Regions from separate parts of the Homo sapiens genome. Here region 2 is linked to region 1. Evidence: read pairs that join two places in POLR2A ChIA-PET (ENCODE). Cell type or tissue: PC-3. All regions are shown on one strand. Each heading gives the region's core, and the rest is flanking DNA. Links, peaks and the distances in the headings are about the cores only.

The links. ChIA-PET counts read pairs that join two places held together with the same protein. Peaks named below come from ENCODE experiments on the same cell type or tissue, not always from the same donor. Only the 100,000 strongest peaks of a DNase experiment are listed, where the experiment ranks them.
Region 2: POLR2A ChIA-PET joins it to region 1 with 5 read pairs; 2 of 35 experiments call an interaction of 5 or more read pairs at or near these places.

Annotation. Positions count from the first base shown.
Region 1 is chr9:14,059,860-14,067,794 of GRCh38, reverse strand. No RefSeq gene overlaps it. Among named protein-coding and RNA genes, the nearest start is that of LINC00583, 140 kb to the right of the region's middle. In PC-3, for the core only: no CTCF peak of the experiment used is centred there; a DNase peak (open chromatin) is centred at 4,774; H3K27ac peaks cover 472 bases.
Region 2 is chr9:14,811,301-14,819,235 of GRCh38, reverse strand. FREM1 (FRAS1 related extracellular matrix 1) reads left to right here. Exons shown (of 37, transcript NM_001379081.2): 14 at 1-2; 15 at 2,365-2,458; 16 at 6,172-6,424. Among named protein-coding and RNA genes, the nearest start is that of CER1, 93 kb to the right of the region's middle. RefSeq lists an enhancer at 5,505-6,704. In PC-3, for the core only: no CTCF peak of the experiment used is centred there; no DNase peak of the experiment used is centred there; H3K4me3 peaks cover 815 bases; H3K27ac peaks cover 2,130 bases.

The DNA of each region.
Region 1 (7,935 bases), core at 2,650-6,649:
CTTTTATGTGTCCATCAGCATCATTGGCCACTATTGGTCCTTCCTATTTGGGGTCTCCACTGAAGGTCTTTGAGGCAGGCTGCTTCTGGCATTTAGATGACCACACTCTTGGCTCTCCAGTTTGCTGCTGTGTCTGCTGATAACTGTATCTGAGTGCCTCTGAGCTCCCCAGTGATCTTCCCAGTGCCTTGCTGAGCAGATATCCTGAGGGTGGCTGCTTGCCTCCGTCTTGCAGAGGCCAGAGGGAAACATTCGCAATGCCATTTTCTACCCAGCTCATTAGTCAACTTCAGGACTTCAAAAGGCATGCTCTGTTTGACTCTGCTGTTCTCTATACCTGACACGTATACAAATGTGTTCAATGCACACTTCCTATGCTTCGTCATGGCTTTGGAAGCCCTACTTGAGACTCAGTGGTTTTATGCTTTTTAGTCTACATTGCCTAAGAGAACTGATACAGAGGCTAAGCAAAGGGGTGGTAAATATGGATGTCATTTAATACTACAGTCATATGGCAAGTCTGAAAATGGTCTTGTCAAAGTTAGTGGTGTGGCCTAAATGGCCACATAAGTCTGTCTTGAAAACGATTTGAATTTTCTCTTTCTTTTATTCAGTTGAGTCCTAGGAATATAGACACATGGACAACACGTATCCAGCACTGTTCATTGTATGGTGCTGGGTAAACATACAATGATTCTCTTTGGATAGCTGCCCATGTACTTTACTGTTCATGTGCACTTTCCAACATTTCAGTGCTGGAAAAACATAAAAAAGTCAGGAAGTCTCACCTGAACAAGCTTTCTTGGGCAGATTTTTGGCAGGTAATGCTTCCTGTTACATAGGAAATGCTTTTAAGCTTAGCTTCATTTATAGTACTTCGGTTTGCCTACGAAGCTATGAATTCTGTTTGGTTGCTAGTAACAAATCTTAGAAAGCAAAACAAACAACAGCCACAATGACAAAATGGTGGCTTGAAGACATTAGGGGTTTATTTTTGTCTCATGTAAAACACATTTGGAGATGGGCACTCAGGCTGAGGCCGTGAAAGACTTAAGGCCTTTCTAGCTTTGTGCTCCTCCATTTGTACAACTTTTTTTTTTTTTTCGTGACAGGGTCTTGCGCTGTTGTTCAAGCTGGAGTGCAGTGGCACAATCAGATCTCCCTGGCTCAAGTTCAAGTGACCCTCCCACCTCAGCCTCCCAAGTAGCTGGGACTACAGGCTTGTGCCACCATACCCCACTAATTTTTGCCTTTCTTTTAGAGACAGGGTTTCATCATGTTGCCTAGGCTGGTCTTGAACTCCTGGGTTCAAGTGATCCACCTGCCTTGTCCTCCCAAAGTGCTGGGATTACAGGTGTGAGCCACCACGCCCAGCCCTAGGGCATAACTCCTATCCTCCTGCTCTCAAGGTGACTGCTGGTATGCCAGCAATCATGTCCATGTTCACACAGGAAAAACTGGGTGAGTAAAAGGCAAAAATAAATGTGCCAATTTTTGTTTTAAGAGATATTTCGGGAGTCCTTCTCTCATTTATACTCCTATCACATTACTCATAATACGGTCACGTGACATCCCCCAACTGCAAGGGAGGTTGGATACATATTTGGATAAGCCCATTTCCTCCTTTAGTAAAACTGATGTTTGTTCACAAGGAGAGAATGGCCATTGGGTAAGCAAGTAGCAGCCCCTGGCACATCTACCTTTAATCCTAGCTAGACATTTTACTTATCTTGGTTAAAAAGTCTTAAGGGGAACCTTAAGACTTAACCTTCTAACCATAAGCAGATTTGAAATACTTTTCTAATAATGAAGAGCTAATTAATTATTTCCAAATCTACAACACTATATTTGAGAAGACTTCCCTTATTTGGTTTTCACTATCTCCTAAGCACTTGGAATCTTAAACCTATGGGGTCTCTTGTATTAATTTGTTCTCTTGTACATGTTCAGTGAAAGCTTCGTGATGTTTTGATCTTATTTTAGGCAAGAAGGACATTTGGATGGAAGATAACATGGAAACTCTAGGCTCCAAGCACCATGCGTACAATTGTTTTATTGCTTTCTTATAATGGTTGCAATGAGTTAGGTAGTAGGAAGGAAACAAATAATACAACCTGTGACAAAAACTCCAGGGTGGTATAGTGCAGGGTTTTTCAATTCTCTTTAGTGGTAAAATTGTGTCTTCAAATGAAATTATACTGAGGACATTTAACTATACAAAAGAGATAAAAAGCTGACTTTCTCTAGTTGAAGTAAGACTGGAGGGACCCCGCCACTCTTTTCACCCACTCCCTATCTCCTTCATGATCCTTGGGGTGCAAGACCACAGAGAGAAAATCTGAAAATCATCATTTCATTAGGTATTTGTCTTAGCTCTGCCATTAGCTGGCTTTGTGACCGTGGACAAATTACTTGCCTTCTCTGGCCCCCAGGTTTGTGATGTAAAATACAGAAGGGTTGAGTCAGTTGATCCTGAAAAGTCCATCTAGCCCATGTTTCTAGGATTTTCCTGGCTACCAGTGTGTATATAGTCAGCTTCTAGTGATGAGTGTTATCTGTGCTTTTCTCATCAAATTGGCTGGAGGCAAAAGAAAAAAAATCCATCCATTAGTATTGACTAGCAAGAAAAATGGGAAATAAGGATGCTTTTCTCTTAAATATTTTCCTGCTCATAGGAAAAAAAAAAAAAAACTGAAGGAAAGTTGGAGTGAAATTCAAATCCCACTGCAGCATTTATCACAATGATCTAGATCTATAGAAAGAAGCCAAGGCTAGTGAAAACCGTCGATTTCAGAACATCTATTATGTGCAAAATACAATAATAGTTCTTTCATATTTTATTTTATTTCATTTAAATTACACAAGACTAATCAGAGGTGATACTATTTCTTTTATTATACAGGAACCTGGACCAGATTTATTCTGGATTAGAACTTATATCTTCTTTCATTAATGTTTCCATTGAATGAGTTGCACCTGGGCCTAGCTACTATTCTAAGCTCAGAATCCCAAACCTAATAAGGCTGCGGGTCTGTCCTAAGGAGCTTTAGTAACTTCTGCCCTTTAAGTCCAGTGTGTTTTCCTTGATACTGTAGATCTCAATCTTTGTCTCAACTTTTGTTATACGTTGAAATTAATGGGGGGGTTGATTAAAATTCCAGTGTTTCTGTCCCCCTCCCACTCTACACTACTTCATTTCGGCAGGATCTGGAGTGGATTCCAGGCATCTGCAGTTTAAACTCACCGCTCATAGCTCTGTCACCTGGCAAAGTTAGGAAACTACAGCTTTATCCTGATCAGGGTTATTGATGTGAACTTCTGCCTTCATAGCCAGATGGTGGGCCCTCATTGGTTGAGCACTGGGCCTCTTTTATTTTTTGTATACTTGGCGTATTGTAGGCACTTTCAAAAATTTTGCAGACTAGAAGAAAAAGAAGAGGAGGAGGAGGAGAGAAGAAAACTTGTATAGCACTGAATTCACCCACACCACTGAAAAATAGACTCTGTAACAGGACACACAAAAAGAGAGGGGTTATGGGCATTTCAGGGTTTTGATGAGATGGCCAAGACGCAGCTCCTGTCTCCTCCCACCCCCATTCATTCTTCTTATGCTGATTTATTTTGTCTAAGAATTTAACACCTGCTTGTTCTGTCCTGCTCACCAAATCCACTACTACTAGTATAAGCTGCTCTAGAGCCAGAATCTGGTCTACTGTTGACTTTTGTACTCCCAGTACATACAACAGTCTGGCACATAATGAAGGGAACGAAAAAAGAATTATGTGATGGCCTGAACCACAGCAGGAAGGAGTGAGATTGGAAGGGATACAGGCTAGTCTTGAGTATTGCAGGACTCATGAGGCAAAATGCTAAGTTACTCCAACACTTAATTAGCTATTTTTATTAAGTGTCCAAGCCTCCTTCATTTAATGGGTGTTTTACTGCTTTTATCTCAAGAAAGATGGCAGAAGTTTGTGTCTTTTGGCTTTGATCACATTATTTCTGGGTTTTGTTACTTAATAAGGCAGAAGTTTAAATTAACATCATTCTCCATTGCCTGTTTTTGGGTTAGCTGTACAGTATAGAGTGCTGGCAATTTTTCAATGGAGGAAAGAAAAGGAAACCTCTGTTTGGGAGCTTTAGGGGGAAAGGAGGGAAAGCCATTTACCTGAGCCCCTGGGGCTACATCTGCTTCTCAGAAAAGATCTGCCATCAAATCAAGCCACCGGACCCCTGTAGGGGCTACAGCTCAGGGACAGGTTGAAGGAGGACTGGGCCAGCTATAGCCTTCAATTGTCAAGGCGGCAAAGAAGGTTGGAAGGTGAATTCACAGTCATTTCTGTGTTCAGGGGTACACTTTAATAGCTGAGGTAAAAAAGTGTTGTCAGAATGAACAAAAGCCACCTCTGCAAGTCCCCTCTTAAAACGTGAAATTGCCTGGGCTATGATCTGAGGTTTATGCCAACTGAATGTGCATTTATTTCTTTTTTCCCTCTTCAATCACTCACTGCAGGGTTAGCTTGATGGTTTACAGAACATGGTAACACTTGCTGCACTTTGGATCACTTCAGCCAAAGGTTTGTTGCTGTATTAATTGGCTTCAGAGAAAACATTGCCTTCACTTAAACGGTTTGAATACCTCTTGTTGAATCATAGGCCTGAGTCAAGTGTTATTAATTCAAGAATCTTTTGTCCATATCAGATAAACGTTGCCATAGCAAATGTAGCGTAAACAGATCTGTTCAAGTCACAACAACCTATAGAAGCCCACAGACAAAGCAGGACCAGTTTTGTCTTCACAGAAGGCCTAGTGCTGCATTAAATGCTATCCAGTTGGCCTGGTGTATAGCCACATGAATCACGCGCTGATGAATGGAACCTGGGATCCACAGATCCCAGGCAGAAGCCTTTGTCATCGGGTTTTATCAAATGTGAACAGTCAGTGGAACATCTGGCTTTAATACTGATAGAAACTGTAGGATTTTGGCTGTTCTCTGGCCTTGCATATTTTCCATCTTCTCTATCAGCACTTGTCAGTGATTTGATGAAGTTAAATCGACTGCATCTGATTCTTCGAGCCCACGAAAAATTGCAGAATGCTTGCTCCTATCTCTCACTCTTACTCACTCAGAGTAAGTTTGCAGTGAGTTGGTTTGGGTCATGAGCCTGAGAATTTAAGGAGGAAAGGGGTGAACAGAGAACCTTCCAAAGCCTCGTCTCAGACGAACACTCCTTTTGCTCAACAATCAAAGACAGCATACTTAAACTGCAAGGGTGATTCCACTGAACCAGTACCAGCCTTTGCTGGTTTGATTGCAGCCAAGGAGAAAAATATGGCAAGAGAGAGGCCCATGACTGAAATGAGTTTGCAGGGCCTTTTGCTCTCAGCTTTCCCCGGAGGACCTCGTCAATCTCACCAACCCTCTGCCGGTCCAGTTGATGTTGTCTGGCACAACTGGCAATCACAGCGCAGAAAATGATAGGACCCAAGTGAGGATGGAGATTGAATTCACACCTCATCACATCCCATAAAGGGCAATTTTTCAAGGTCAGTGTTTAGGTGAATTAAAGGAACAGGGTTTGGCAGAGGGCCCTCTGCTCAGCCCTCCGCAGACCATCCATCCAGCTGCTGCTTTTTTGTGTGCCTGAACTCGTGAGAGCACTCAGACGCATGCGCAGACCCCATCGGTTCTAGTGAGTGCATCTGAACACGTCCAAGCAGGCTGGCGGGTTTGGGTGCAACTTGTTTTTGTTAAAAGATGCCCCCATGATGTCTCAAAATGGAAAATTGAAACAGTGACTACAAATACGTCACCGACAGGAAAATAGGCTTGAGAAGGACCAAATTATTTTCATCTGGGAGCGGGAGATTTTTTTCCTCTGTAAGGTACACAGATTTCTGTAATTTACCTAAATGCTAATGGGGGACCTGTGCACCAAGTATTCTCCCCTGGGCTGCTGGCTGTTTCCTGGGGAGCAGCAGCCTCTGATGCGCAGGACTGACTGCCCAACTGCCTCTGGGAAGAAAATGTTCAGGTGTTTTAATTATCTGAGAGTCCTGTAGTGTCAGAGCCCAAGATCACCTAGCCCTACCCCTTCATCTTGAGGATAAACCAGAGAGGTCCAGAGAGGTGGAGTGAGTTTCCCAGTGCCAAGCAGCTAGTGAGAAGCCGAGGCAGGGCTGAAACCTCACTTTGCTAATTCTCAGTCCTGTGCTCCTTAGTCCTCACACTGCCTCCAAGATAAGGATAAGCAGCATCCCTTGCCATTTCCATTAGGGTGGGTGGGGGAGATCTGCCTGGCCATTTGAAATTCCCTGGTTATATTCTATTAAAGTCAGCGAAACCATCATTTGTTAAATATCTAAATGTTCCTGGTACTATTCCATGTCTTGAGGAACGGGGAAGTACAGTCCAGCATGGGAGACTGTAAGGTACACAGATTTCTCATTATGCCATGGTACTATTGTTCTTCTCATGTTATGGAAAATGAAACCGACGCACAGAGAGGTAGCTAAAAATGTTATGTGAGCCCTAAAGGGGAGAGGGCTAGGAAAGGCTTTTGGGAGAGATGTTTAAGTTGTTTCTTAAGGGATGTGGGAGAGGATTTTGGTGGAAAGAGGTGGAAGAAGACAGCATGGCATGTCAAGAAACAGCATGAGAAATAGCATGGATTCTAGGACCTCTTGTTAATATTGTCTTTTTAAGTGAGAAGTCAAAATCCATTCTCTCTCCCAGTATTTCTGCAAGATCTAACCTAAAAAAGTTGAAATTTGTAATCCTGGAAGTTTCTTCTTGTTCTAGTTCTCTGCTTTGGAGGAGAAACAAAGAAAAAAATATTAGTTAAAAAAGGGCTTTGTGAGTGTATTTATGAATAAATGATGCAGTAAGAAAGAGTGGAACAATGGGTTTTAGGCAGTTTAATTTTGAAGTGTTTATAACTTTTGTTGAGGTGAAGCCTTAGAAGAGCAACAGAGAAGAGAGTCTTGGAGACTCCTATCCCACGTAACCCCCACCCCAACACACAGCACACATGTACACAAATGCATGCATGCACATTGTCACCTGAAGATGAGGCATGCAACACTCTTAGCTCCCAGATTAGAGTGTGCAGATAAGCGGTGTGTGTTGAGGATTGATTTTCCAGTGTTACAGCCATAAGTATGTTTATTGCCGTCCTCCAAACTACATTGAACACACTAACCACCACCACCCATCACATACACACACACATCTGTCCTCTATAATTTTTGAACCATGATTAGTACTGCTTCCATGATTCATTTTCTATATATTTTGGCAAAAAATCGATAGTGTAAAAAGAGTGAACAAATTTATTTAAAAAAAATTTGAGTGCCCTGTTCCATGATACAATTTAGGATATTCCTAGATTGTAATATAGGAATATCCTAAATTTAGGATATTGTATCGAAGTTCAAAAATGAAACATAGTCTAATGTTTCTTGAACCTCAATTCTGCAGTTGGAAAGTTTAAACACCTTGTTATGAACTGAATGTGTCCTCCCAAACTTCATATTTTAAAGCCCTAACCCCCAGTGTGATGGTATTGGGAGGTAAGGCCCTCAGGAGGTGATTGGGTTCATATGAGATCGTGAGGGTTGGGCCCATAATGGGACTGGTGTCCTTATAAGAAGAGGAAGAGAGACCAGAACTTCCTCTCTCTGCCATGTGAGAACACAGCCAGAAGGTGGGCATCTGCAATCCAAGGCCCTCACCAGAGCCCTCAATCCAGGGCCCTCACCAGAATCCAGGGCCCTCACCAGAATCCAGCCATGCTGACAACCCTGATCTTGGGCTTCCAGACTCCAGAACTGTGAGAAATAAATGTTTGTTGTTTAGCCACCAGATTTATGGTATTTTGTTATGGCAGGCCAAGCTAAGACATACCCCAAAGTGTTTTACTCCCTTTGAGCTT
Region 2 (7,935 bases), core at 2,062-6,061, 750 kb before region 1:
AGGTTAGAACATTTCATGGTTTTTTTATTTACATGCTTTAGTTTCTTATCTAGATCAGTTGTGAGGCAGAGTAAGAGAAAGAAGTTTGTCCAATTTCTTAAAGGATACCAACATGCCACTTAACACACTCAACGGGTCAGTTGAAAATTACAAATGATCAATTTTTCCTTTCCCTCCAGACATTTTATTTCCATCTGACTTGCTATACCAGTGGAAATAACTTTATGGATATTTGAACAATAAAAATTTAATTGCCGTGAATATTAAATTGGCAGTAACTGCACATATCACAGGAGGTAATAGTCAAACTAGATAAAGAGAGACTGAAATAATCTGTGAGGCTAATGTACATAATTGAACTTGTGTCCCAGAGAAGCAAATTTCATAACCCAGAAACTCTGGGATAGAACTCTGTTGATCAATGTCCTTAATGTAACCTTATTCCGTTCTACTAGGGCAGGGATCTGCAGGCAAACAAGCAGGGTGAGCTGAGTAGGCAGGGCGTAAACTAATACTTGAGTCTCCAACAGGGATGGCACAATCCCTGGCCTCATGGTCCTAGAGAAACTGCCCTTACCTGAAGGTCTTTCATTTCCTCTACCTAATGCAGTTCTGTAAGAAACTTTCCTACAAAATCTAGTGAAACAACTTCTCTGGAAAACAATACAAGCTATTCAAAAGCAATGGTCGGGTAGACCCACACACTCACTTCTCACCTGTAAATTCAAGCTATAAATGGGAGCATTAGCCCTTTAGATAAAGTATGATAGGAGATATTATACATCAGATGCTTAGCTCTGCACTTGACTAGAAAGTTGACCAGAAACTAAGATTTGTACAGAAGAAGATGAGTTTAATCCTGACAGTTTAGTTCCACCATTGATTTACAGTCCACGATATCTTGATCTTTGCACTCGCACTCCTATCCTTGTTAAAAAAATGTTTTTTGAGATTTCAGCTCTCAGCTGTCTGTTAGATAGAGAGCCCTGTTTAGGTAATTCTTGCTACGGAGTGAATGATGGATAAACAGTACCAATATTTGCTAGAACTATCTGTTCAAGCATACTGTCAGAGGCTTACAATTATGGTTTTTGAAAATTTAATCTGCATAGTAATCAAGTCTGACAAGGTATCCATTCTCATATTTTAATTGAAGAACTAAGCACAAAGAGATTGAGGAATTTGCCCAAGTTCATTCAGCTAGTATATGGAGGGGTCAGATTTTGAAAGAATATCTGTTTGACTCCAGTCATCCTTTGGATGTGTACTCTTAGGGCCATTTGATCCTTTTAGGGATTTTAGCATAGTAAAATAGAATTAGTAAAAAAGAATTATCACTCACCAATATAGTTTTGATGAAAATTGCAGGGAGCATGGCAAAATAAAGCATAGCGGGTAGTGCGTGAGAGGATCATGGAGGGTGGGGAGGATGTGGGACTTCCCCACCATAGGAAGGGAATCCTCAACCTCAGTTCCTACCCTGCCTATGGGTGAAACTAGTCCTCAGTAAAATACCTTTCAGCTCTGACTTTTTCCCCATAGTTAAAGATTATACATGTTCAATATATTATATTATTTTTTAATACAACTTTTATTTTCCATTCCTAGGACTCATTGATATGTTTAAAATTTGGCTCAATTCACTTCAGCAGCTCCTTAGAACTTTCCAAGCATCACTGCAATGGGCTGGAGAGTATGTGGAGGGCCTATAATTAGACAATGCCTTCAAGAAATGTGGCTGAGAATTAGTGGAAGATAGGGCTAAGGCTAGACAAAGGAAAGGTATTTTTTAAGTCTAAGAGATTTAAGAATTTATATAGATTGAGAGGAAGATAGCTAGTCAATGGAAGAGGAGAAATGACAGGAAAGAGGCAATACATAATTCATTGATCAAGGTTTTAGAGAAAAGCTGAATAGATCCAGAGCACAGGCGGAAGGATTAGCCTAGCCTTAGAAGTAGAAAAGGGGAGAAAAAGATCAAATCCACAGTGTCCCACTTTTCCTCATCTACTGCTCAGTCTGAGGGTTCTCCTGGCCCTAGTCAGTGTATTCTGCAAGCGTACAGACCTATACCAAATGGTTCCTGTTGTCACAGTGGCATTTGAAGGGCTGCTTTTTAATTTGAGGACAAATTAGAAATGCATATAACACATTTTTCCAGGGTGGAGCAATTTTACATTCAAGGATGTATGAGTAGTTAAATATGTGACTTCAGGATTATGCTGGGTTTTTGTTGTTGTTGTTGTTGCTATTTATTTATTTAGTGAACACATGGCCAAAGCCTTGGAAGAGCTCATGTATCATGCATCTCAATTTACTCTCACACTGTTCCTAAGAGGTTGGTGACAAATATTATCCCCACAGGTATCAACATGATGGAACTGAAGTTCTTCAGGATGACCTACTCTTGGAGGTCACCGATGGCACAAATTCAGCAGAATTTGTACTACATGTTGAGGTGGGTAGAAAGTTTCTTCCCTGGGTTATTGTCTTAGTCTGTTTTGTGCTGCCATAACACAATACTACAGACTGGGTAATTTATAATGAAAAGAAATTTATTTGGCTCATGACTCTGGAGGCTGGGAAGTCTAAGATTGGGTAGCTGCATCCAGTGAGGGCCTTCTTGCTGCATCACCCTATGATGGAAGGGCAGAAAAAGAGCAAGAGGGAGCCAGACACTGAGCTATGAGCCTTTTATGATCAGCATTAATCCATTCATGAGGGTGGAGCCCTCATGACCTATAAACCTCCCACCTCCCAACACTGTTGCAAGTTTTCAATGCATGCTTTTCTGGGGACACATTAAAATCATAGCAATCATACAGACATAGAGGATCTTGTTGGAAAACTCTCAGGTCCTGACAGAACTTGAAACCTACGGCCTCCAAAGTGAGAGGATACCTGCTTCGATCCTTGTATGTCTCAGGCCTGCCAATAGAAACCAAAGTTGTAATGATGAAGTAGTAGTACTATGCTATTGTCTCTCTCTAATCTATTTAGAGGTAGAATTACTCTGACTTCAAACATAGATATTTAATTTTAAAAGTAATTTATTCTATGTATAAATTATTTCTAATATCTTTGAACTATAAAACTCAGAAATATTTGTTTAGCAGTGGGGCAGGTTAGGCTAGTATCACTGGGGTTTTCCTGTTTACAGATAAAGCCATGTATATGTGTGTGTGGTGCCTCTTTGTGAGTTCCTGTACCATATAGTCCTAGCATGAGGATTTAATCATATTTCCCCCTCTTGACAAATGAAAAATCTGCACATAAAATTCGAGTGCAGAGCGGGCAAGGTGGCTCACACCTGTAATCCCAGCACTTTGGGATGCCAAAGCAGGCTGATCACTTGAGGTCAGGATTTCAAGACCACCCTGTCCAAAATGGCGAAACCCTGTCTCTATTAAAAATACAAAAATTATCTGGGCATAGTGGCTTGCACCTGTAGTCCCAGCTACTTGGGAGGCTGAGGCAGGAGAATCGCTTGAACCTGGGAGACAGAGGTTGCAGTGAGCCGAGATCATGCCACTGCACTCCAGCCTGGGCAACAGAGCGAGACTCTGACTCAAAAAAAACAATTTGAATGCATGCCCAAGGGACTTACAGGAACCCCCTGAATTTCTTTGTTGAGTGGCATGCAAGTCCAAGAGCATAACTCAGAGGATTTGCAGGTATTTATAGTTGGTAACAAAAGAAGGTCTGAAGAAAAATATACCATGTTCCCTGAAGAGCCACTAATTATTTTCATTGTTCTAGATTATTTTTCTTTCTGTTGGAATTTTTCAGATCTTTGTGATATGAACTCATTACTATATTGGTAATAATGTCTTTGTAAGATATTTTAGTAACTAATAAAGGATGTTCACATCTATAATTTTAAGAAGCAGTGAAGGAGTTATCCCCATTTTATAGCTAAGGATATTTAGGTACAAGAAGGTTCAATGACTTGCCCAAAATCATTGACTAGACAGTGTAGTCTTGGGCTGGCATCTCCACTCTTTGTTACCTAGGTCAGTGTTCTTTCCTCCTCACCCTGCCACACTTCTACATCACTAGGTGATTATAATGATCATACTGGCCAGTAGTTCCTGTGCACCTCTCTATGCCAGGAACAAGGCAATCTCTTCCTTTCGTTTTCCCACTTAGTCCTCATAATGGCCTTTGGGATCTGAATAAAGAGCAGTATGTTATTGCAGCTTCAAAAAGGACAGTTTTCTTTGTTGGCAGACTTACAGAGAGACAAAACTTTCTGAGTTACTTTTTTTGTCTGAAAAGCAAATTTGTGGGGAAAAAACCCCAACCCTATCTTCCATCCATGACAATAGGCAGTGCATTTTGGGAAAACAATCTGTTTATTGTTTCTTTTTAAACACAAGAGGATGGTCTTTAAAAGCCAAACAGAGGCACAGCCAATTTTTTGACAAGTGTTTGTGATTTTTTTTTTACCCAGAAGGAATATTCTTAATTCTATTGCCTTTGGACTTTATTATTCATTTGAAAGCTGAGACTCTTTTGTGAACGGCTGCAAGATGGTCATCACTGAATTTGTTGGTGATATTCCTCAGGGTCAAGAACAATACTGGAGAAGGTCTTAAATGAATTCACTCAGGGGACTTGAACAAAGATGGTTTTTTCTTAATAAGCCAATAGAAAAGTAGAGAATATTATAGGCTTTTAAAGTCTTTAAATAACTAGCCTGGAGCTTTTGTTACCCATTCCTCTATCCATTAAATTTCATGTATATTTGTTTTAGAGTTTTAGCCTGTTTAAATAACAAGGTAGTCAGGACACATATACATAGTTGCATTCACTCATTCATTTATTCAGCAAATATTTAATAAGTGCTTTCTTTGCCAAGCCTTAGGCCAGATATTTAGAATATGATGATGAACAAGACAAACAAAGTCACTGTTCTTCTAGAGGTCACAGGCCAGGGATGAAGACAGGCATTAAACAGATTATCACCAAGATAATTAATTGATTAAAATTTAGATGGTTCTATACGTAAATAGGATGCTAAAATAGAGTAAATAATAGAAGCCCCTAAATTAGCTGAATAGTTAAGGAAGGATTTCCTGAGGAATCCCCATGTAACCTGAAGGAGGAGTTAACCAAGCAAAGAGTTGGGGACAGAATTCCCAGGGGGAAGAGACGTGGGCAGTGGGGAGAGAGATGATGCAGAGACCCTGTGATGGTGGGGAATGTGTGTCGGGATAAAACTGGAGTGGAGTGGCAAAGGCACCCCATAGCATGGGATAAGGCCAGAGAAATACTAGCAGAATCAATGGGAAGCCACTGAAGGTCTCCGAAAGGCAGTGACTTAAAGTCCACACGTTAAAAAGATCACTTTGGCTGAGCATTAGGGAAGAAGGTGTAGGGTTGAGAGGATTCACAGGGCAGACGTGGCAGCCTTGCAGCACACACCAAGTTGTGGCTGTGAACTCAGAGGGGGGTTGTCCTCACTCCCTTTTAGAAGATATGCTTTTCCAGATTTCTACACGATCTTTTTAAATTTAGAGTGCCAGCGTGATCCCATGTCGCTTTTCTTTCCTTTTTACTTGGAGTTTTATTTTCGTGAAAGTGAGAGAAAAACATTTTGTCGGGATGAAACCTGGCATTGATTGAATAGTTACGGAGTTTCATATTTAACTCAAACTGTTTGAAATGCAGCTGCTGCTTATTATAAGTCCAGAGAAACTTCCTGGGTGGCAGGAAGTTGAGGGTGGAGGAAAGCTTTGTAATCACCAAGTAATTTGAAACAAAAATAACTTTGATGCAGTAAATGAAAATGCCTTGGACCACAAGGACCAGAATTCTTCTGGAATATGTGTGAGTTTAATGAAAGAGGATAGGGGCTTTGGTGAAGAATGCCTTATATTACATTTGTATTTTTTCTGTCTAGAAACAAATGAGAGTTTTGAGTCCTGAACCATAACCATATTCCCCCATTCCTACCTAAAATGTCTGTCACATGGGGCATTTCTTGCAAGATGGTTTACATGGGAAAAGTTAAAAGACACAGATTACTTGGCCAAATTTCACGGCTGTTGTTTCATGTGTCTGTAAGATGAAAATGCCTGTCATTCTGACTATGAGCAATGGATTACCTGTCAAAGAATTTGTCATTTCTTTCTTTTTCTGAAAACATGCATTTTTTCCATTGCCTAGGTATTCCCTGTCAACGATGAGCCACCAGTCTTAAAGGCTGACCTCATGCCTGTCATGAATTGCTCAGAGGGAGGAGAGGTGGTCATCACCTCTGAATACATTTTTGCTACTGATGTGGACAGCGATAACTTGAAGTTGATGTTTGTGATTGCTCGCGAACCTCAGCATGGGGTGGTGAGGAGAGCTGGAGTCACAGTGGATCAGTTCTCTCAGAGAGATGTTATCTCAGAGGCCGTGACATACAAACACACAGGTAAGCAGCAGCATGGTGACCAGTGAGGGAATGCAAGCAACATGAGAGTCTCCACTCCTCAGTGTGGGCTCCCATAATCAAACAGTCAGAATGGTTACTTCCATTAAAAACAAGAAGCAGCTGCAGCCTGGCCTCCATTTTTCCAGCATGATCACCATATATGGAAGTATTTCTGATTGTGTTATTATAACGAATTTCAAACAGCGGAGAAAGGCAGATATTACTTGCTTTGTTCCTGACGCTACCACACAGACCTTCCATTCACCCTATGATTCTCCTTAGCGTTTTTGGTCAGTTTGATCATCGTAGTTGGTGGGTCTATAAATCATGACAGAAATGCCTGAAGCAAGCTCCTAAGGTAATTACATTATTAATTTGCAAAGCTTACTGATCACCACCTAGCTCCTAAGAAGCAACTGGTCTGCTTTTTGAGTTCCTGAAAAGTAACGATAATGTCTTACCCAGTATATGACTTGCCCACAGCAAATGACAGCGTGAACACAGGTTAGATGTACAGAAAATGTTCATTTATTAGCACTGCAGTTACATTTTTGGCATTGCTTTATGTTGTCACCCAGGTGGCATTTGTTCCACTAAAAAATATTAATTCAACATCTGATATCTGTAACTTATAGCACTAAGCACTGTGGGGTACACAGGAATATGACCTAGACCCTGCTATGAAAGACTTTGAACTTAAATGGGTAGACAAAACCCATTTGCATGCAAAGATGACAGTGTGACTGACACTGACACACTGCACATCATCACATCATCTCACCTTGCACATCTTCTGAGGTCTGGGTTGGGGAAACTTCCTTGGTAACAATGCTGCATATTTCATCTGCTGGCTTTTGCTGTACTGTAGTGCAATTTCCTGTCTACTCATCCATATGCCTCTTTAAACTGCAAGTTCCAATGCAGGAAGTATGATCAAGTATGTAAGGCCAGGTGAGTGGTATAGGAAATAAGAACTTTCAGAATTCAAATCATTTTCTTATTTGAAGAGATTCAAGCAGTGAGGCATGAAATAAATTCAAGGAGGAGGGATGGAGATAGCAAAGGATTAATTCAGAAATGGGAGAAAACATTCTGAAATAATATTTGTCCTATATACTTTGGAAAACAGTGATTTATTGGAACACCAGATGTCTCGGGACATTTTAATCACTTCACCAGACATCTTTTTTCTTTAAATGGTATCTCTCTATCCTCTTATCTGTGTTTAGTCTTAGGAAAGCTTTCCTGGGTGATTACCTTGTCCTGAGGAGCGTAGTTCGTATGTTTGATGTCCCTCAGGAGTTCACCACTAGGTACTCATTTTTGATTTCCCCAGTGGATCTGAAATAGACTGGCAGAAAAGGGATCCAAAGACCAATGATTGTTATTTATTGCTTAATTATTTAACATCTCTGGCAGGCTCATGCAGCACAGGTAAATTAGGGGTGAGAAGAATCTGTCTTCTTTTCCAGTGCCTTGTTCTAAGTGCTAAACAACAGGTATACAAATTT